2 separate regions of the Homo sapiens genome follow, and region 2 is linked to region 1. The links are chromatin loops, found by intact Hi-C in ENCODE. Cell type or tissue: dorsolateral prefrontal cortex. All regions are shown on one strand. Each heading gives the region's core, and the rest is flanking DNA. Links, peaks and the distances in the headings are about the cores only. Region 1 overlaps NSUN7 (NOP2/Sun RNA methyltransferase family member 7). Region 2 holds the start of NSUN7 (NOP2/Sun RNA methyltransferase family member 7).

The links. Peaks named below come from ENCODE experiments on the same cell type or tissue, not always from the same donor. Only the 100,000 strongest peaks of a DNase experiment are listed, where the experiment ranks them.
Region 2: it touches region 1 in a loop (9-fold over the local background); 4 of 110 quality-filtered maps call a loop at or near these places.

The regions. Positions count from the first base shown.
Region 1 is chr4:40,805,826-40,817,758 of GRCh38, reverse strand. NSUN7 (NOP2/Sun RNA methyltransferase family member 7) reads right to left here. Exons shown (of 12, transcript NM_024677.6): 11 at 10,575-10,698; 12 at 6,575-9,452. The coding sequence ends at 8,820. It overlaps APBB2 (amyloid beta precursor protein binding family B member 2), which reads left to right. Exons shown (of 18, transcript NM_004307.2): 18 at 1,500-7,732. The coding sequence ends at 1,667. Among named protein-coding and RNA genes, the nearest start is that of NSUN7, 62 kb to the right of the region's middle. RefSeq lists an enhancer at 9,593-10,093. In dorsolateral prefrontal cortex, for the core only: no CTCF peak of the experiment used is centred there; no DNase peak of the experiment used is centred there; H3K27ac peaks cover 1,406 bases.
Region 2 is chr4:40,748,557-40,760,489 of GRCh38, reverse strand. It overlaps NSUN7 (NOP2/Sun RNA methyltransferase family member 7), which reads right to left and starts at 10,535. Exons shown (of 12, transcript NM_024677.6): 1 at 10,190-10,535; 2 at 9,499-9,887; 3 at 1-56. The coding sequence starts at 9,796. In dorsolateral prefrontal cortex, for the core only: no CTCF peak of the experiment used is centred there; no DNase peak of the experiment used is centred there; H3K27me3 peaks cover 29 bases.

The sequences.
Region 1 (11,933 bases), core at 4,140-9,139:
CCAGGGTCTTGCTTTTTACAGGGACATCAGCCTATTCCATTACTAAAGAGCCTGTTAATATTTAAGTTGATTTTTTTTAAAAAAGCCATGGAGTGACAGTCCTTCCTTGGTATACGTGGGGCGGGGTGGAGGTGTTCTAGGACCTCTGAGTATACCAAAATCCTACATATTCAGGTCCTGCAGAACCCACGCATAGGAGAAGTCTGCCCTCTGAGTAATTGGGTTTTGCATACCAGGAATACTATTTTCAATCTGTGTTTGGTTGAAAAAAAATCCTCATATAAGTGGACCTGCACAGTTCAAACTCTGTTGTTCAAAGATCAGCTGTATTTTTTTTTCATTATTTATTTTGAGACAGGGTTCACTCCGTCGCCCAGGCTGGAGTGCAGTGGCCATGCTCACAGCTCACTGCAGCCTTGACCTCCCAGTCTGAAGCAATCCTCCCGCCTCAGCCTCCCAAGTAGCTGGAACCACAGGCATGTGCCACCACACCTGGCTAATTTTTGTATTTTTTGTAGAGACACGGTTTCACCATGTTGCCCAGGCCGGTTTCAAACTCCTGGGCTCAAGTGATCCGCCTCCCTCAGCCTCCCAAAGTGCTAGGATTACAGGAGTGAAACACCATGACTGGCCAGGTCAACTGTATTTTAAAACGTTTGGATTAGAAAAAAAAAAATTTGATAAATTTTAACTTTTTATCTAATCTTAAAGAATTAGTTATCTTCCCATTATGCAAAACCAGGTGGACTACATTGTTATATTTCTGAAGAACAGGAATTATCCCTGGTGCCAGTGCTAATGGATTTTTAAAAATTAATCCATAAAGATTTAGACTTGTATGTACCATGTATCTTGAAATCTTAATACCTCATCTTTTTAATTAAAACAGGAAATAGGGAAGGAAACAAACATTTCTGAATGCCTTCTGTGTTGCTAGGCCTATTTCAGGCATTCCACAAGCATTACAAGTATTACTTACTTAATCATAACACCCTCTGTAAATAGTCCTTTCTTCAGCCATTTTACAGTTGAAGAAACTGAGGCTCAGAGAGATTTAATAATTCGTCTGGGGTTCACAAGTGATAGACCTTAAACTATGCCCTTTCTACTGTGCTGTCAGTGTACCATGAGCACCTGCCTAGATTTGCATGTCTCTGATGAAAAATGTAATTAACACACTCTCTCCCAATCCTTTCTGGTTTCATTAGCTCATTGACTGTGAGGTGTATTCGTTGCGGACTATCAATATAGAGGACACGTGGAGGGTGGAAATGGATGGAAGGAAAGGGTGGCAAAAGCCAAAACCCCTTTGTTGAGCCTAATCTTTTAGGAGAATTTAAAGCACTCACATTCAGAGAAAAATAACTCTTGGATTTATGTTTAGGAACTAGGTCGTTAACCTTTGGGAGTCAATGTATTATGGGTCATGACTTAAAGTCATATTAAAGATGAAATAATATGTTGTTAATTACCTTAAAACACGTTTTGTTTTATTTCAGTTACGATATCAGAAGTGCTTGGTAGCCAGGCCGCCTTCTCAGAAAGTTCGACCACCTCCACCGCCAGCAGATTCAGTAACCAGAAGAGTCACAACCAATGTAAAACGAGGGGTCTTATCCCTCATTGACACTTTGAAACAGAAACGCCCTGTCACCGAAATGCCATAGCTGCACATGCAAAAGGACTCGGCTATTTACCTGAAGATTGACTAGCTACACTAAAGAAAATGAACTCCGCCATCCGACCTTCCATCCAGTTGCTGATGCTTTGTCTTCAGAGAATTTACCCTTAACCAAGCAGTGTTAGACAAGCATGTTCTCTCGTCTTGCCACCATCATGTGATATGAAAAGAAGCATGAATAATTTTTTTTGCTGTAAGTTACATCATGCGCAGTGGAAGGTCTTTTTCTTATTGTAAATATTGTGAACATTACTTAACTTCACACACACACAGAGAAGAGTGTGGCCCCACCCCTCCTAGTGAACTAACGCTGCGTCCTTGGAATGAATGATGCGTGAGTTAGTTTCACTGTCTTCTTGGCTGGACCTGTCACAAGCAACCTTTAAGTCCTACAGCACTTTGCCCTGTTTTCAACATTGGAGTAGGCACTGCATAGCAGATACCATTGAATTGCTGTAAAAATAGGATGGCGAGTTTGTGTTTTAATTTTTCATAAAATTGAACCTGTTGGTTGACAAAATTGGCTGTTGGCATCAGTATAGAAACCAACTGGCAGCTTTCCCTGACAAGCTCTTTGACACATGGACACCATTTCATGTCTACAGCTGTTTGTGGGATGTTGGAAAAAAATGAAACTTCAAAATTGATGAAAAACTAAATTCGAGGAATTAAAATCGAACAAAACATAGCCTTTCTTTTCCGATGGTTTTCAAACTGATTATTTTTAAAAGAGATTAATAAAATCATAATGCATTTTGGGTGGGACATATTTCAAACTTCTGCCTTATATTGTACGGTGCAGCTAGAGAATTATAGTTCACTATGGCCATTCTCTACATAAACATTAAGATGAAATACTCCTCATCAGCCTTTCATCCTTAGTTTGAGAATTAGCTGATATGCAATTTGAAGTTGAGGAAATATCATTGATATTTCTATCATGCACGATTATTTTAGATTTCTACCACCGTGTGATTTTTGCTAGTCCATGTGCTAGAGGTAAACGTTCTGCTGGAATTCTGCATCCAGCTCTATCCCCCTCTGATGCTTTTTGCCCAGAAAGCTGTCTGTCCATCATGTATTGTCCATGGCAACAAATTACATTAGGTTGAACCTTTCCTTGATTTTATGTATTTAATATTAGAATTTGTTGGACTCAACTAGATATATTTTTTAATTTATATTTTTTCCATTTTACTTTGAAGATTTGAAATGTTCATACCTGAGCAAAGTCTACACAGGAGTAATGGACTGTTTAACAAGTTTCCCAAAACAGCATTTTCCTGCTCCTTCGTATGTAGGTGAGAAACTTAGCTGGAAAGACATACAAATTTAGACTCTCGTTGACATTGTCGTTTTAAAAGGAAGTTGCTAAGGCGATCAATCTCAATATTAGTCTTGTTTACTTCTTCTTAATGTCAAAATTAACATTTACAACATCCAATTATAAAAGTAATGCTTTATGTTTATACACTGCTATGTACTTGTCAAAATGGTTTCCACATTCTTATCACATCTGAGCCTTACCAGGTAGAGAAGGTACTAAATACACTTTAGAAGTAAAAATATGAAGTACCGAGAGGCTAAACCCACTGGCCTAAGATCTCACCAAAGTTCATGAAAACCAGGACTAGGACCCACGGCTCCCAAAGCCCGTTCTTGCTGTGTTGTGCTGCCTCCATATCCGTCAGGAAGAGCCTTTCCAGAATGATTCTGGGCATATACTAAGAAGAGCAGGTATGGAAAGATCTATTGTCAGGGAATCTTAGAATTCCCTACACGAGTGGGAGAAAGATGTCCAAATTCCTTACGCAGTGGTATTCATGATGGTGCCCTATCTAAGTCCAGGACTGTTTTCCTACAGCGTGCCTCAAAAGTGTTGTAGAGGGCAGGATTCTACATTCACAGCCTGTTCCATCTACGAGATTTTCCAGATGCTACTTGTGGTAGACATTCCTAACTCATGGTACTTAGCCACCAGAGATCATGATGGAATGAGTGGGTGGCTTTTCTACCTGCCATTCCCTCAGAATTCATGAGGGGTGGGGGACAGGGGGACCGGAATTGTCTTAGCACCCCAATGTTATGACAAAACTATGCTACTTTAGAAACGCAGTCTGTTTTTCACCAATTGACATACTACTGATCTGAAGTAACCAGTGCCATCATAAGAAATTACTGCATTAAGAAAATCCTTGCTGTGCCCTTTGAAAAGCTGTTCAGAAATCATTTACAGTGATCTTTCATCTCGGTCGCTGTAGTGAAACATTTTAGTGTGATAAATTTCAAAATTCTAAACAAATTACCCACTTTTATATTGGAAATCTCTACCAGAACTCCCTCTTCATTTTTTAAGGCATACATTTGCTTGTTTTCAAGATCAAGAATTCTGAGCTAGCTTTAAGTAGCAAACTGATTTATATGTGCAATTATAGGATGCATTAAGATGAATGATAGCCTTTACATATTGAAAACTTTGCAGACGTTTTGTTTTGAAAATGGCATTGTATAGTAAATGCAAATTAATTTTGTAAAATTATGTTAAAGAGTATGTTCAGACACTTTCTGCCATGGCCAAAAAGTATGTATGAAAGTATGTGTGTATTTGTTTGTAAAAGGATGCCAATGTTTTACCTGATATCTTAGTGACACTTCAGTTATCTATGCATTCTTTAGATCTGTGATTCGGTAAACAGGCAGCCATGTTCACGATGCCTTCTATGTCTTACCATATTTTTAATTAACCTGTTAAATACAGCTTAAAATATTTTTATTTTATTTATTCTATTTTTACTGAAATATACTGCATTATTGTGTTAATGTATTATCTTTCCTGGATATTATCTCCCAGTGTATCCAGATCTAAGTAATCTCAGTGAACTATACATTGCCTAAAAAGTGGTTTTGTAATGATTTGTAGTCACATTTCTATTGGGATATGTAGAAGAAAAGGCAAAATGCTTAAAGTTCCTTTTATTTTTTAAAAGCAGCTAGATAGACACAGACTTGCCACCTCATACATCTGCTCCTTGGCAACATCAAGGGGAACGACTAGCCAACATGCCTATGGCTAAAAACTTTCCTTTGCAGACTAAAGCACTGCTTGGTGCTTCGTTTTTCTACCCTTCACAACATGTGTGATTTCATCTAAGAGATATATACATGTACACATGCCCTTTGTTTCCACCTGGATACAAGATCACTCATAGCTAATTAGGACCATTGTTTTTTGTTCATCTGTCTTGTTGCATGAAGGGACATTAGACCCATTTCCATTAAAATAAGTTCTTGGTGATAAACTGTGGCACTGCTACTTCTTTTTAAATCCACTTTATGATTTCAAGATGGACACTTGTAAGATGACTCGACACAAGGCCATTGCCTGGAAGCCCCAGAGCTTTCCTCTGTTTGTATGGCCCGTTCATGTCCCAGGCATTGCAACACAAACTCCTCAAGATTTCACCACAACATGACAAGCATTTTCCTAACTGATATTAGCACAATTTAACTAATAAGCCCCTTCGCTCTCTAGTTGGCCAGGCTTAACCTAATACACATCTAACGTGTGTGCCACACGGCCAGTAGAAAGTTTAACTTCAGCTTCAGGGCAAAGATACCCACTCACACCGTGTCAACGCAAGCAGTAGTTCCTGGCCTCCAGAGCAGCTTACTTCCCCTGAAAGAACGCTTTGTTTTCCTTTATGCCCTTTTCCTGTTGACCACTTTTACACATTTAAATGTAATTTGTTGTGAGAATAAATTTAGCTGCATAAAACGTTCGGCTCATTTATCTGACATCTTAGTCACATATACAAGGAATAGAAATAGAAACTCGGTGTCTCTAGTTATTTTTAAATTATTCTTACCTCAGACTTCTTAGAAATCACTTTAGTAATGGAGCATTTTGCTTTGATTAGTTACTACATATTTCTGCCTGGTAAGAACTAGGAAGTAACTTCAAATTTTGAGTAATCACCCTGTACTTATTTGGTGATCAGGAAGGCCAGCTGGCCTTCCGGACATAGAAGCCTATTTAGTCACCAACTCGAGTCTTTTGTAAGCGGTCTTGCTAGGATTGTGATATTTTAGCACGAAGAAGTTTATCACTTCCTTTAAGAACCTGACATCAAAGAATAAAGAATAGAGGTGTACACACACTAAATCCAAAATGAAAGGTAACTAGAGAAATCAGTTGAATCTGGTTTAGCTTAACTGTTAGGCGCAGGAAGGCAGATAAACAGAATTTAAAGTATGTCCCCGCTTTTTGTTCATCTTGCACTTCCACAGTGGTTTCTCTCTAGTCAGTAACAAAATTTCATTATGGTTTCAGGCATTATATGGTGGTAAATAATTTCAGATTAAAAATGTGTTTGCTATTGGAGTATCTGAATACTAGTAATTTCATTATTTAGAATTTTGCAGCACTTTTATCTCAAGAAGAAGTCCAAGAATGTAAAATGCCAAATGAAACATGTCAGTGGAATCAATATTCTCCTTCATTAGAATTCCCTCATATTGCTTTTTTTTTTTTTCTTCAGACAGAGGAGTCTTACTCTGGAGTGCAGTGGTGTAATTTCAGCTCACCACAACCTCCACCTCCCAAGTTCAAGCAATTCTCGCCTCAGCCTCCTGAGTAGCTGGGATTACAGGCATGCACCGCCACGCCTGGCCAATTTGTATATTTTTAGTAGAGACAGGGTTTCGCCACGTTGGCCAGGCTGGTCTCGAACTCCTGACCTCAGGTGATCCGCCCGCCCCAACCTCCCAAAGTATGTGAGCCACCACGTCCGGCCTCATATTGCTTTTATCCAAAATTCTTTTCCCTTTTCACTCTACCAAAGTATTTAAATAATCCTGTCCTTCATAGAAGATTCTCAAAGAAGAAAACTGCAGTGTAATTAATGAATGGTTTAATTCAGAATCTTCATATACTTCTAAAGAGAAAAATAATTTAGTGCCAAATGCATGTTAGGAGATAATCAATGTAAGTGGCAACAAATTGTGACTTCACATGCTACTGTAGAGATCAGAAAATTATCCTAAACTATTCCATAACAATGAGACAACATCACAGAAAATACACTTGAAAATAAAAATCTCAAGACCAGCTACTTCTGGACAATGGAATACTTTTCAGTCTGGTATGGTGGAGGGCCCGAAAAGGATAAGGGATTCTTATGATACACAATGGGATTCTTTACTGAACAATATGTTAAATTAAGCTGCACCGCCTTCCTTGAGGCATGGACTACCCTAACCAACCAGATAGAAATCTGGGTGGGATAAGAGGATGAGCCACACGCTATAATTTTAGGGCAAGGAGATAGTGTTTGATTTTCAAAATCAGCAAAATAAGCTGAGCACTTTATATCTTTCTGTACAAGAGTGATAACATGAAGAATTCTTCTTCAGGGATTTAAAATACAATAAGCCTGGTTCAACTATAAAAAGTCTTGTTTCCTTTCTTCATTGACACTTTTTTTTTTTTTTTTTTTTTTTTGAGGCAAGGTCTCACTCTGCTTCCCAGGCTGGAGTGCAGTGGGGCAATATTGGCTCACTGCAACCTGCACCTCCTGGACTCAAGAGATCCTCGTACCTCAGCCTCCTAAGTAGCTGGGACTACAGGCGTGTCCCACCACACCCAGCTAATTTTTGTATTTTTTGTAGAGATGGGGTTTTGGGGTTTCGCCATGTTGTCCAGGCTCGTCTGGAACTCCGGTGCTCAAGTGGCGTGCCCACCTCAGCCTCCCAAACTGCTGAGATTACAGATGTGAGCCACTGCACCCAGCCCACTGACACGTTTTACTGATAAATGTAAATCTAAGCTAAAATAAAAATAATGTATTACCGCTATAATACAATTCACCATTCTCTTTTCTCACTTCAAGTAAGAAAGTAAAAATAGAATATCAGAGCTGAAGTAGACCTAAGTATTCATCTTGAAGAAGATAATATTCTAAAAATCATGCCACCTGAATTGAGCATTTAGGAATTTATGTAACATTTCTATACAACTGAATTGCAAAAATAAAACTTTAAATTCAAACTTTATGAATATGTCTATGAATGTTTTTAAATAATAAGATATATAGTTGTATCTTAATTCTATTTAATGACAATTTCTGTTGCCATGATGAAAAATCAGTAGACCCAGAAATGATAATCATACCAATTTTTGGTAGGCAATTGAGAATACATTCAAGATGAATCGACATTTAATATAATTAATTAACATAGTGCTACAATATATTTAATTGTGCCTCAGAAATGATTTACCAAAGTTTGATTCCTGTGTGCTATTTGAAATGACTTGTAGATTTTGTTGTATCCCCTGATCTTAGAATCAGAAATTTGTGGGTTTCTTCAACAATAGGTATCGCTTGCATTCAACAGTTTTGCCTCTTCTTCAGAATTATTAATATTTAGATGGAAATTTGCTCACAGTCTTTTGTAACAGTGCTTGACATAGAGGAAGGGAGAGATGATTGTGTCCAGTCTGCTCAGGATCCTGGAAGCTCCCCCAGTGAGAGACACCTCACTGTAAAAGGAACTCTGAGCTACACACACCTGGCACTTGGGAACTTCCTGCGCTTCCTACTTAAACTCAACTTCAGTCACGTTACAAAAACTCATGTTCATTCCCTGTTCAAAGAACAGCTTGATATTTAAGAAAAAATCACCCTTGATCGTGACTGAGAAAGTCACGACTACAACCGCATGGATGCTGAAGAGCGGTCAGCTGGCGGGAGAGGCCAGGATCGTTTGCCTGTTTGGCTTTCTAATGAGCTACCTGCTGAAGGGAGGCAGTGTTTCCTTCCCTGCAGGGGAAACTTGGCAGCTTTAAGTCCAGCCTGAAAGTTCACAGGAGTGAGATAAGTTCTGACCGCTGATACTGAGTCTCTAACTGGATCCTCTCAGAGCAGCAGTGATTGGCTGAAGTCTCTGAATTCTGCTTTGCTGACTCCTACATTATTGTTTCTCACTTGTCTGAATTCTCTGAAAGTAATATCACACTTAGAAGATCCCTAGGTGACCAAAAGAATGAATATCTTGTGTAGAGATGTAGAATCTTCAGAGAAATACTAGACTTTGAAAAAAAATCAACTGCTCTTTGGCCCCTATAAAAAACACAAGACAATCAAAGCCATCGCCGAGGAGGCCTGAGTAGGGAGGAAGGTGTGTCATCTTTAGGCTTTTCCTCTTTTCTGGATAGTGAGTGTGTGGGAAGGCAGGTGGGCACAAGTGCCTTGGGTGCAACCCAACGACAGTACAAATGTTGAGTTGGCATCCGAGATCTGATCCCTTGGGGACTTGAAAATGGCATAAAGACTGGAGGCAGAACAATCTTGATGGGTTTCAGAGCAACCATTCTGTCTTCTGGCCGAGGTCTTAAGAAGTGTGTCTGCCGTTCACGCGGTCTGGAGGGACAAGTGTTCTTCACAAATGCAGGCACTGCAGGATGGGGGGCCAGCTTGTTGGGTTTTCTGGTCTGTGAGGAAGCCCCCACTTGAGCAGTATTTTTCTGGGGAAGAGGTGGTTTTGTTACAGTCTCTGATAGATTAGCACTGGCTTTAGTTTCTCGATTCAGGAACTCAGCAATTTTCATTTGGATGCCATTATCAGTAGTGGCACCTTTTGTCAATGATGTTTTTGATTTTTTCTTCTTCTTCTCCCGTTTTGATGATTTACCCAACTCAATCCCATCCAGCAGACCCTTGGCTGCAGCTCGGGCCAAAACATCATTCACAGACACTGTCTCAGAAGGGTCCCGCTGCAATTAAAGAAGCATTTACTAAATGTGGGAGTTAGCTATTATTGTGTCTCCCGCAAATATTTATCAATGTATCAGTAAAAATAAAAAGACTCTCTTTATTATACTAAAAGAAATAAGAAATAGTTTTTAGGCCTTAGTCCCCAATCTCATAAGCCTCAGCGAATGCCTTTTTAAAAAAACAAACAAAAAAAAAACTTAAACTTCCCCATTTATGAACCTGATACCTGATAGAAAAAAAGAATCACACAGATTTTTTTTTTTTTTTTTTTTTTTTGAGATGGAGTCTTGCTTTGTCGCCCAGGCTGGTGCGATCTCAGCTCACTGCAACCTCCACCTCCCAAGTTCAAGCAGTTCTCCTGCCTCAGCCTTCTGAGTAGCTGGGATTATAGGCATGTGCCACCACACCCAGCTGATTTTTGTATTTTAGTAGAGATGGAGTGAACCATGTTGGCCAGGCTGGTCTCGAACTCCTGACCTCAGGTGATCCACCCACGTCAGCCTCCCAAAGTGCTGGGCTTACAGGCTTGAGCCCCCATGCCTGGCTGCTTATTTCTTACATATGAGGGAAGATGCACTAGATGTTACAAAATGCTTGGGGAGGTGGGGGTGGCAGCCAGGCAGAAGAGGAACACTCGGGGGAAGTATAAAGAACAGGGCTGGCCGGGTGCGGTGGTTCACACCTGTAATCCCAGCACTTTGTGAGGCCGAGGCAAGTGGATCATGAAGTCGAGTTCAAGACCAGCCTGGCCAAGATGGTGAAACCCCGTCTCTACTAAAAATAAAAAAATTAGCCGGGCATGGTGGTGGACGCCTGTAATCCCAGCTACTAGGTTGAGGCTGAGTCAGAGAATTGCTTGAACCTGGGAGGCGGAGGTTGCAATGAGCCGAGATCACGCCACTGCACTCCAGCCTGGGCTACAGAGCAAGACTCTGTCTCAAAAAAAAAAAAAAAAGAACAGGGCTTATTTGCCAATTCTTGTTCCTGCCCTTCAGCTGAAATGTGTTTGTGAAATGCAAACACATCTTTACAGAATGTGCAAAGTTCCTGGCTTCCTCTTATGAGGCTTTGTAGTTTATTAATTCCAAAGTATGACATGGATTAGGATTTTTTTTCCTTACCTCCCTTGTTAAAATAGAAAGAAAACAACCATTGGTAATTTCAGATGGTTCCATTCTGAAAAATTTATCAGTAGACAATTGAATTTCCTTTAAGGAGCACAGTGGAAGAACAGGAGGACTAAGCCTGCAGCAGACAGGAACAAGCATTCAGCAGTTAGAATGGCTTCTTTGCCAAGAGAGGAAGAAAGTAAATTACACTACATTTTTTTCTAGTATACTTTACCAATCGTTTAAACAGAAATTCCAATCAAGAACACAATTCTGAAGCAGCCTTTCCCTAAATACTATTATAAGTTAAAAGCTCTAATATTTTATATTCATAATTTATTATAAATCCCAGATTCTCCATCTTTAACCAACTATGCCAAGAATAACAAATGTTTAACAAACTAAAAACTGACCTTCCCAAAGTCACTAATATGGCAGTAAAAGCTTTCCATTATCAAAGCAGGTAAATATGTACATTAATCACAGTTATCCAAAATGTCCTATATTTCTACCATTTTCAAAATACAAAGGAGAAAACGTTTTCTTTTGGTTACTTTTTGCACAATTACAATATAAAAATATAGCCTATCACTTTAATTACATTATTCTTCCCAGTCACTTTTTGAGGATTAATAGATGAGTTACATAGTGTTCAAGAAAGTACATAACAAAGACTTTGTGTCAGAAAAATCTCAAATCATGAATAGATTTAAAATGAAAATTTCAGTTTTTATGTTTAATATGAATTTATCATTTCTTAGTAAGTGGTTCATCATGAATAATAAATGATTCTATTTCCAGGCTTATATTATTAAAATATATTTAATAATAAGTTAAAGCAATTAAACACTATTCCACATGAGTTAAACTATCAGGAAATCTTTTATTAATCATTGTGTCCTGGCCAGGTGCCGTGGCTTACGCCTGTAATCCCAGCACTTTGGGAGGCCGAGGCAGGCAAATCACTTGAGGCCAGGAGTTCGAGACCAGCCTGGCCAACATGGTGAAACCCCGTCTCTGCTAAAAATGCAAAAATTAGCCGGGTGTGGTGGCAGACTCCTGTAATCCCAGCTACTCGGGAGGCTGAGGCAAGAGAATTGCTTGAACCTGAGAGGTTCAAGCCAAGATTGCACCATTGCACTCCGGCCTGGGCAACAAAAGTGAAATTCTGGCTCAAAAAAACAAAAATTAGCCAGGTGTGGTGGCAGGTGCCTTTAATCTCAGCTGCTTGGGAGTCTGAGGCAGGAGAATCACTTGAACCCAGGAGGTGGTGGTTGCAATTAGCTGAGATCACACCACTGTACTCCATCCTGGGTGACAGAGCAAGACTCCATCTCAATAATAATAATAATAATAGTGTCCATGTGACAC
Region 2 (11,933 bases), core at 3,451-8,450, 57 kb after region 1:
TGTGGTACTTGGGAAGATACAGCTGTCTATCAATATAGTTTCCAAAATATCTTGATCTGCAAAACAAGGGAAAGGCCTGTTACTGAAAATACAAAGCGGAAAATGAAAACTCTGGAATCAAAATACACTGTAATAATGCCATAAAATACATTTACTTTCATATCTAAAATATACCTCAATTCTGGATAATGACTTAAATTACAGTGACATGATGAAATATTTATAATCTTTATGAATGCTGGACCTTTATGACCTAGGGTCCGCATGGAATCATAGTTAAAGAAGCATTATCTGAATAGTCAAAGCAGTAATAAAAGGATTCCAATCTTTAATGTATGGCCTTTGAAAAATATTAAAGAGGATCTAATTAATAATGTTGAGCAATAGTTTTCTTATTCTTTTTATGTATTGCTGGATTTGATTTGCTAATTTTTTTGGTTTTGTTTGTTTTTGAGACAGAGTCTTGCTCTGTCATCTAGGCTGGAGTACAATGGTGCGATCTCAGCTCACTGCAACGTCTGCCTCCCAGGTTCAAGCAATTCTGCCTCAGCCTCCAGAGTAGCTAGGACTACAGGTATGCACCACCACACCTGGCTAATTTTTGTATTTTTTGTAGAAATGGGGTTTCACCCTGTTGGCCAGGCTGGTCTCGAATTCCTGACCTTAGGTGATCTGCCCGCCTAGGCCTCCCAAAGTGCTGGGATTACAAGCATGAGCCACCATACCCGGCTGCTAATGTTTTATTTAGAATTTTTGTTGTATGTTCATGTTCATGAGGGATGTTGGTCTATAATTTTCTTTTCTTGTAATATCCTTGTCAGTGTTGGTATCAGAGTTTTGCAGCTGATGAGTGGAAACTGTTCTCTCTTCCTCTATTCTCTCAGAGTTTGTGTTAGATTGGTATTATTTCTTAACTATTTAGTAAAACTCAATAGTGAAGACATTGATGTGATGACATTTAATCTAAGACCCAAATGACAAGGAGTTAGCCATGTGCATATCTAGGAAGGGACAGCATTCCAGGCAGAGGTTATGATAACTGCAAAGGCGGTTACGTAGAAACAAGTGGACATATTTAAAAACTTCCACAGGGAACACGAGTGTTCTTTTTGGTACGACTACTTAAACTATATATACATCATATAACAAATGCTTTATTTTATTTATTTATTTATTTATGAGACAGAGTCTCGCTCTATCACACCGGCCGGAGTGCAGTGGCACAATCTCGGTTCACTGCAACCTCCACCTCCCGGGTTCAAATGATTCTCCTGTCTCAGCCTACCAAGCAGCTGGGATTACAGGTGTGCATCACAGCATCACAACTAATTTTTGTATTTTTAGTAGAGACAGGGTTTCACCATGTTGACCAGGCTGGTCTCGAACTCCTGACCTCAGGTGATCTGCCCACCTCGGCCTCCCAAAGTGCTGGGATTAGAGGCGTGAGCCACCGTGCCCGGCGTATAACAAATGCTTTAATCAGTTGAACAGAAAGGTAGGCATGCCTAGCTTCAATTTATTCAATATTTATGGAAAGCCTACTATAACCAAGGTATAAATTGAATTTATACCTTGAATTTGAATTCATGAATTTTCTTTTTTTTTGAGACAGAGTCTTCCTCTGTCACCCAGGCTGGAGGGCAATGGTGCTGTCACAGCTTACTGCAACCTCCACCTCCTGGGCTCAAGCAACCCTCCTGCCTCAGTCTCCCAAGTTGCTGGGACTACAGGTGTGTGGCACCACACCTGGCTAATTTTTGTATTTTTTATTTTTTTATTGTTTTTATTTTTATTTTTTGTTTTTTAAAATATTATCTTTGTATTTTTTGTAGAGATGGGTTTTTGCCACGTTGGCTAAGTTGGTCTCAAACTCCTGGCCTCAAGTGATCTGCCCACTTTGGCTTCCCAAGTGTTGGGGTTACAGGCGTGAGACACCATGCCTGGCCTAAATTTCATTTGGGAGATAGGAAAACTAAAAAGAAGTGACTAATTTGGGAGCACAGACTCCAGTTTTCCCATAGAAATCCTCTGGGACTCGTTATCCACATTCTAGCCACAATTACGTACTTGTACTTCACAAGGTAATTATGCTTATAAGGAAATGAAGTTTACAGTTTCACATCCTTAGTACTTTCAAACCAATTCCCATCTACTTCATACTTTTTGTACTTTTTTTTCACAACAAGTACAGTATTAGAAAGAAGGACTTCTAACTTGGCAGACCTCTTTGAGCAGTGGAGATGCTGGACTCCTAAGAAATAGAAAAAGCTGGCCGGGTGTGGTGACTCATGCCTGTAATCCTAGCACTTTGGGAGGCCAAGACAGGTGGATCACCTGAGGTCAGGAGTTCAAGGCCAGCCTGGCTAACATGGTGAAACCCAGTTTCTACTAAAAATACAAAAAATTATCCAGGCGTGGTGGCGCACCTCTAATCCCACCTACTTGGGAAGCTGAGGCAAGAGAATCTCTTGAACCTGGGAGGCAGAGGTTGCAGTGAGCCGAGATCGTGACATTGCACTCTGGCTTGGGCAACAAGAGTGAAACTCCGTTGCCCAAAAACAAACAAACAAACAAACAAACAAACAAAAACAGGAATAGGAGAGGCAGGATGAACGACAAGAGAACAGAACATCCTTTTCCCAATAATTGCATTTTTTCCCCCTAGGGCTCTTGTCAAAACCAGTATCACCTTTAGGATGCCTTTGATATTGTGCAGAATGCATTACTTTTGTGTATGTATGTGTGTGTGTGTGTGTGTGTGTGTATATATACACACACACACAATGTATATATATACACAGTGTGTATATATATACACACAATGTATATATATACACAATGTATATATATACACACAATGTATATATATATACACACAATGTATATATATACACACAATGTGTATATATATATGCAATTTATATATATATATAATTTTTATATATATATATATAATTTTACCTTTTCACATAGTAATATCAACATGAATAACTGTATACTTTATACAGATGCTCCTTGCCTTACCATGGGGTTATATCCTGATAAACCCATCATAAGTTAAAAATATTGTATATCAAAAATGCATGTAATATATCTATCCTACTAAACATCATAGCTTAGCTTAGGCTATCTTAAACACATTCGGAACACTTACATAAGCCTGTAGTTGGGCAAAATTATCCAACACAAAGCCTATTTTATAATAAAGTGCTGACCATCTCCTGTAACTTATTTGTTTATTTATTTGTTTATTTATTTATTGAGATGGAATCTTGCTCTGTCGCCCAGGCTGGAGTGCAGTGGTGCAATCTCGGCTCACCGCAACCTCTGCCTCCCAGGTTCAAGCAATTCTCCTGACTCAGCCTCCCGAGTAGCTGGAACTACAGGCACCCACCACCATGCCCGGCTAATTTTTGTATTTTTAGTAGAGACAGGGTTTCACCATATTAGCCAGGCTGGTCTCAAACTCCTGACCTTGTGATCCACCCACCTTGGCCTCCCAAAGTGCTGGGATTACATGCATGAGGCACCACGCCTGGCCCTTTTTTGTTTGTTTTTATGTAACTTATTAAATACTGAAAGTAAAACACAGAATGGTTGTATGGGTACTCAAAGTATGGTTTCTACTGAATGTGTATAGCTTTTACATCATGGTAAAGGGGAAAAAGTATAAGGACCCCCATCATACATTGGGGACTGTGTATATAATGTTTTCTATGTGCTTGACAATGTTCTAAGTGCATTTCATATATTAATTCATTTAATCTCCACAACAACCATATGAATTAGGTTGTTTTATTTCATAGGAAATGGGGCACAGCACAGTTAAGTAATGTGTTCATAGTCACAGAGCAAGTAGCAGATCAAGGAGTCAAACCCAGGCAGTCTGGCACCAAAGTACGTGCACTTCACAACATTATGCTGCCTTCCTCTTATTATTCTCATGACAAACCAGAGTAACCAAATACACCACACCGATAATGCCTAATTTAGGTTATCAGGACTTACTTGAAAGTTGCAAAGCGTGCCTATTATAGAATTCAGCCCAATAACTCCAGTTATCTCTCCCTCTCCCCACTAATTAAAGCTTCTCTTCAGTCTGCTTCAGGGATCTCTTAACCACCATTTTACATGTTTCCATGTGGAGGGCCTTATCCTAGAGAAACACCTTAACTCTCTCTCTACCCTTTCTTACTACTCCCCATGAAAGAAAAATTGGGTTTATCAGACAGGTGAAATTGGAAGAAGGAACTGGGGTATCTCTCGCCCTCTTCCTGCTCAGCAGGCCTGGGTGGCCAAACTCTGGATATTCTAAAGAAACGGTTGGCCTTTGACTGGTTCCTAGGAGATAACCTCTAAGTTCTTGGAATATCTTGTCTGACAAAGGTACTTTTTTTTTTTCCTGGGGTCCTAGACCACACAGTATCGGCTTGGTCTCTGAAGAAGCTAGAGACTGAATAACTAAGGTCAGCCAGCCACACGACTGCACCTTGTCTACAAAACTGACCCCCCAATAAAAATGCTAAACAAACAGCAAGGCTCAGATGAACTTCCCTAGTTGACAATGCTTCATTCATGTTGTTATTTATCATTGGTGGGAGAATTAAGCGCTCTCCATAGACCACCCTGGGAAAGGAAAATAGGAAGCTTGCGTCTAGTCTCTCCTGGACTCTGCCCTATGTACCTTTACTTGTTGCTGATTTTAATCTGTCCTTTCACTGTAATAAACTATAACCATGAGTATAACAGCTTTGCTGAATTCTGTCAGTCCTTGTAGCAAATTATTGAATCTGGAGGTGGTCTTAGGAACCCCTGACTACAGTTACTAATTCGCAAAAGCTATAACCAAACCATATGTTAAGCATTTACTGTTTCTCACTGACAGATTATATGATTCTGAAATCACCAGGTTAATGCTACAATCAGTTCCTGGGATTCGAAGTTCAGCAACAAAAATATAAACCTAGAGAAGGTGGAGAAAGAAGCCAGGAAAAAGATAAGCAATTTCAGGGATATCTCTTTCTCCAATTTTTTTTTAAATTTGTTGTTTGTTCATTTCTTTAAAAAAAAATTGCCAGGTTTTTATTTAAAAAAAAATTTTAGGCCAGGCACGGTGGCTCACGCCTGTAATCCCAGCATTTTGGGAGGCCGAGGCAGGTGGACCACAAGGTCAGGAGATCAAGACCATCCTGGTAACATGGTGAAACCCCGTCTCTACTAAAAATACAAAAAATTAGCCGGGCGTGATGGCATGTGCCTGTAGTCCTAGCTACTAGGGAGGCTGAGGCAGGAGAATCACTTGAACCTGGGAGAAAGAGGTTGCAGTGAGCCGAGATCGCGCCACTGCACTCCAGTCTGGGCGACAGAGCAAGACTCCATCAATAAATTAATTAATTAATTGGCTACTGGTACTCTACTGCTTTGACAAAACTCTCAATAGGAATAGGCAACTTTTCATTAGTAATTCTACCTTCGTTAGCAGAAAATTGACCTTGGGGTTATTTGGTAAAGCAGAAATAATGGCACTCTTCATTTCAAAAAACATTTTACGGAGCGCTTTAAATCTTTAAAAGGTTAATCAGATAAATATACTTCCTGTCTTGAAAGATCTTATATACAATGAAGGACATCAGCAAAGGAACAAACAATAAAACTGAAAAGCATAAGACACAACCAAAGGAATACAGTTAACATTAGTATAATTAAGAGATTTTCTGTTATTGTTTTTCTTCTCCTACTCCTTAAATATTATGGTAATGTGATTTAATTACCTGTTCACAAATTCACAAACAAAAGGGACCATTACTCAAGCTCTCTTTAATTTTCACAATAACCTTTGCAGTTTTACAGCTCCTATAAAATCTTAGGGAAGAAATTCTGAGTTTTCTTTTCTGAATCATTATTCCTTGAACTTATACTGTATAAGCCAGATGTAAGTTTACAAAATATCACATGTGAAAGTATTGACAGAACACTGATAATACAGAAGATAAAAGTGAAATGCATAAGAGCCTCCAATATTTTAAAAGTAAAATAGCAGATGGCTTGTTGCAGTGGCTCACACCTGTAATCCCAGCAATTTGGGAGGCCAACGTGGGCAGATTATCTGAGGTTAGGAGTTCAAGACCAGCCTGGCCAACATGGTGAAACTCCCATCTCTACTAAAAATACAAAAATTAGCTGGGCATGGTGGCAGGTGCCTGTAATCCCAGCTACTTGGGAGGCCAAGGCAGAGAATTGCTTGAACCTGGGAGGCAGAGGTTGCAGTGAACCGAGATTGCGCGATTGACTGCACTCCAGCGTGGGTGACAGAGCAAGACTCTGTCTCAAAAAAAAAAAAAAAGGAAAATAGCAGGCTCCTAATTATCTTGGAAAATCCACTACATAAAATTCTGATTTTATTCTATTTGCACATTCAAGAATTACTGATAATTTAAAGCAAGACTGTTGTATTAGTCCATTTTTATGCTGCTGATAAAGATATACCCGAGACTGGGGAATTTACAAAAGACAGAGGTTTAATGGACTTACAGTTCCATATGGCTGGGGAGGCCTCACAATCATGGCGGAAGGTGAAAGGCACATCTCACATGGCGGCAGACAAGGGAAGAGAGCTTGTGCAGGGAAACTCCCCCTTATAGAACCATCAGATCTCATGACACTTATTAACTATCATGAGAACAAGTACAAGAAAGACCTGTCCCCATGATTCCATTACCTCCCGCCAGGTCCCTCTCACAATACGTGGGAATTCAAGATGAGATTTGGGTGGGGACACAGCCAAACCATATCAACGTATTATTATAAGAAAAAATATATTTAACAAGTAAACAATACCATCTTACCTTATAATTTGAACTTATAAAAACGAACGTTTCAAGAAAAGAAGTTTCATAAAGGTTTATGACAATTTATTTGAATGGGATTTTCTGTGTCATTAAGAAAGATCACAGCACTTTGGGAGGCCAAGGCAGGTGGATCACGAGGTCAGGAGTTCAAGACCAGCCTGGGCAAGATGGTGAAGCCCCATCTCTACTAAAAATAAAAAATTAGCCAGGCGTGGTGGCAGGTGCCACTTGGGAGCTACTTGGGAGACTGGGGCAGAGAAGTGCTTGAACCTGGGTGGCAGAGGTTGCAGTGAGCCTAGATTGTGCCATTGCACTCCAGCCTGGGTGACAGAGTGAGACTCTGTCTAAAAAAAAAAAAAAAGAAAGATAAAATAATTACAAGATCTTTCATAAAATAGAAAATAGGAGGGAGAGGACAAAAATAATAATCTATCACACATATCACTGTAATACAATCATTTAGTTAATGCATTAATTTTATATAGAATTATAATTCAGGCTTTTCTTATTGAGTACTAAAGGTAATACTCAATATTCCATTAGGAGAACAAATTGCCTAGAATAAAATTCTAGCATTAACATTAAATGCCAATTAATCAACACAGCTGCCCAGTCTGCATTTCACTGTTGCGAGAAAAAAAGTATAAAAATGTTCATTTGATTCATTGCATGAAATACAACACTTTGGTTAGGGGAGAGGGGAAGAAGATGGATGAAATAAAATCTCAGAGATTAAACTGGAGGAAGAATGGTTAAGACGGACTTAAAAGGAAAAGAAAAATTACTGAGGAGAAAACAAAGAAACAAAAAACAAAGAGACTCTCTGCAGACAACCAAAAATATATATTCCTGTCTAAATAATCAGTGAGACATTTTAATTCAACTGAGCATTTTTTTTTAATTTTAAAAAATAGAGATGGGGGGCCAGGTGCAGTGGCTCACGCCTGTAATCCCAGCACTTTGGGAGGCTGAGGTGGGTGGATCACAAAGTCAGGAGATGGAGACCATCCTGGCTAACACCGTGAAACCCCGTCTCTACTAAAAATACAAAAAATTAGCCAGGCATGGTGGCGTGCGCCTGTAGTCCCAGCTACTCAGGAGGCTGAGGCAGGAGAATGGCGTGAACCCAGGAGGCGGAGCTTGCAGTGAGCCAAGATTGTGCCACTGCACTTCAGCCTGGGCGACAGAGTGAGACTCCATCTCAAAAAAATAGAAAATAAAACTAAAAATAGAGATGGGGTCTTGCTATATTGTCCAGGTTTGTCTTGAACTCCTGAAGTCAAGCAATCGTCCCACCTCCACCTCCAAAAGTACTGGGATTACAAGTGTAAGCCACCGCATCTGGCTGAACTGAGTAATTAACTGCCTCCTACGAGCAAGGATGTACAAGGCTCATTAAGTACTAAGAAAATCATGCAAAAGAGTGTTGCCCTTTTTGAGGTGTCTCTTTAGGAAGGCTTCTGCTCATCATTTTGGCCATGCTGCTAATATTCTAAACATTTCTGGAACTTCTTTTTGGAACTACATTCAATCAGTTTACAAACCAACATAAAGTTTTTAGTCACAGCTAGTACGAAAACAAACAACTTCAAGCCTTTTGACTGCTCTCCTCATAGTAGCAATATTTGGTCATTTCCTAGTGTCAATTCCACAGGGTCTTGCTCTGTCACCAGGTTAGAGTGCAATGACACCATCTTGGCTCACTGCAACCTCTGCCTCCCAGGCTCAAGCGATCCTCCCGCCTCAATCTCCCAAGTATCTGGGACTAAAGACATGTGCCACCATACTGGGCTAATTTTTAAATTTTTTTTTGTAGAGAGGAGATCTCACTATATGCCCAGGCTGGTCTTTAACGCCTGAGCTCAATCAATCCTCCCACCTTGGCTTCGAAAAGTGCTGGGATTACAGGCCTGAGCAACCACCCTTGGCCTCAGATTGATAACTAACCATCCTTGAGTCTCAAACCCTGAAAGCAAATTAGAAAGGGAAGTTCTACTAAAGTTTGGCTCCTCCCATTAAAGCTAGTGGCTATGAATGGGATAGTCTTAATTGGGGTTGGTGTAATTTTGATATTCATTTTTTAAATTTTGCACCTTTTCTTTTTATTCCGTCTCTGTTCCTCTCCCCATCCTCCCTCACTGGTTTTATATTTGTGAAAGCTCATAAACTAAAATACCAAAAAAGGTAAACACAGGGAATGGAAAGAAATACACAGGGAGGCCAGGCGTGGTGGCTCACTGCCTGTAATCCCAGCACTTTGGGAAGCTGAAGAGGGAGGATTCCTTGAGGTCCAGAGTTTGAGACCAGCCCAGACAATAAAGCGAGACCCCTAAGTCTACGAGGGAAAAAAAAATACAGGGAGAGGGAAATGATCATTGGAATAAATTGTTTCCTTGTTGAATGTAATGACCGCGCACTACACCGATCTAAGGACAAACACAGTGCACGGGGAAATCTGCAATCCTGGGCTGGAAGAGCTAGTTTCATGGGAACCCTAATTCCTTGACACTTGCAATTAACCAAAGATATGCACATGCCTAAAACCAAAACCTGGTGTGAATGAGGGGAAGGGAGGAGGAGGGCTGCATTCCCCAAATTCTCTCGCTATTATTTTCTTTTAGTGTTGATCTTCCAGACTGGCACAACTCACATTTCAGGGCACTGAAAGCCAGCTCATAAGACAAACGCTGAAAGGACTGATCCTCAGACTCGGACAAGGACCGCAGGGGTTCATTCCCATACTTGATTAAGACTTTCTGTGCCGACTTTTCGATTCGAATACCCTGAAAAATGTTGGCTGCCATGACATAAACGGAGTCCGGATAGCCCGTTTTTTCGGGCACACCAGCTGAGCTTTTCCCACCGGACAGAGGCAGGGAAGTGAGTTGGGAGATGATCTCGGGATCTTCTTCGTTCGAAAACTCCAGTTCGCCCGTGGAATTCAGCATGTCTGCCCCTCGCCTGTCGTGAGTCCTTCACCCTGGGGTTAGAATTCCGATGTTCCAGGAAACGGCTTTCCTCGCATCTGCAGCATGGTCTCTGTGAAGAGAGAAGGTGATTGCAGTAAATCACTCTTTCTGCAGCACCCCTGTGGGTGGCCCCCTTCGTTGTGGCCTTAAAGACTAAGAGGGAGCATTTCCCGTCCCATCTGAGTGTCCCAGACTTCGAGCCTGGGACGCTCAAAAAAAAAAAAAAAAGCGAGGAGGGGTGCAGCGGCGGAGGGAGAAGAGCCCCAAGGAGACCGACGGCTTCCCTCAAGCCAGTCTGGGGGCAGAGCTGCCCCCGGAGCCCCGTCCGCGTCCCCACAGCCCAGTCACCGGCTCCCCCGACTCCTCCCTTACCCCGAGGGCGGATGGTTCCCGGGGCTTCGGGGACGAAGACGCGGAGGGCGGCGTCGGTCACAGGCCCTTGGGAGCCCCGGGACTGCGGGGCGACGGCTGCTGCCCGCGAAGGCCGTTTGGTTCAAATGCAGCCACTCCCACCGGCAGGATTCGGGGCAGGGGGGTCGCAGCCTCTGGCGCCCGGTTCGCTCCGGTGTCGTGAAGTGGTGGGCGCCTCGGGGCCTCGCCTGGCCTCGCGCGTGAGGCCTTCGCGGACGTGGCGGCGAAGAGGGGTGAGCGCGGTGCCCGGGGTCTGGCTGGCTCAGGCCGAGGAAAGCTCAGCCTCCCGAGTCTCCGGCAGTCGACTGCTCCCGGACCGGGTCTTCATGGCAACCGCGAGCGGAGGTGGGGCAGGGGGCGCGGCGCGAGGGCCGTTCCCGCGGGATTTGGCGGGTGCTACCTGTTGCCGGGAGAGTCGCTCTTCCCCCAGCGCGCGGAGACACCTGTTTCAGCCCCTCCGAGCCAGAGGCCTCTTGCACAGTTCCTGGACCTCACCGGGCCTGAGTGCGTGCCCTTGGCTTTGTTTATAAACATTTGGGGATATTTTTGAGGTAGTCTGACGTAGTTCCGTGGTTTTAACTCACAAGTTCCTGAAGTCCCTGTTAAAACTACACATTCTTTAAAATATTTTTAAAATATAGTAATAATTTTTTTTTTGAGACATGGTCTCGCTCTGTCGCCCAGGCTGGAGTGCAGTGGCGCAATCTCGGTTCACTGCAGCCTCCTCCTCCCGGGTTCACGTGATTCTCATGCCTCAGCCTCCCGAGTAGCTGGGACTACAGGCGCCCGCCACCACACCCTGCTAATTTTTGTATTTTTAGTAGAGACAGGGTTTCACCGTGTTGATCAAGTTAGTCTCGAACTCCTGACGTCAAGTGATCTGCCGGCCTTGGCCTCCCAACGTGCTGGGATTACATGCGTGAGCCACTGCGCCGTCTGTAATAATTTTTTTTAATAACAGAGACAGGGTTCCCATTATGTTGCCCAGGGTGGTCTCGAATTCCTGGGCTCAAGGAGTCCTCCCTCCTCGGCCTCCCAAAGTGCTGGGATTTCAGGCGTGAACCACCGCCTCCAGCTAAAAAAAAATCCTTGGAACCCATCCTAGAGATTTGAGTTGCTAAGACCCAGTAATTTGCATTTTTATCAGGTAACTGGCGATTCTGATGCAATCAGCCCAAAGACCACAGTTTGAAAAACTCTGGTATAGTTGAAAGACAACTGGTCCTAATTCCACCTCTGCCTTTCCTCCTTAGGGATTTGCCCTTCCTTCTTTAGGCTAAGGCCATTTCCATTTCCAGCCAGTGGTTAGTAGGATGAAGGGGAAAGAGAGGGCAGCCCATATTTTTCAATGACCTGAAAGGTGCACATATCACTTTGGCTCACATTTTATTGGTCAGAACTCAGTCATATACCCAGCAACCAAGAGGCTGGTAAATGTGTCCAGCTAAAAATAAGGGAACTATTACTGTAGAAGAAGGAGAGAATGGATAATGGGGAAAAAATTAGCAGTACAGAACTCTAACCCTGACCCCTTCTCTCAGAAATCCACCCACTTTCATTATCCCCGGAATACGTTAAACATTCCGTAACATTTTATGTATACATGCATTCATTCGTTCGTTTAACAAGTATATATTAAATTCTTGCTGTGTCCCTGGCATTGTGTTCAGCCCTACAAGTAAAATAATGAATGTATAGAAATGAT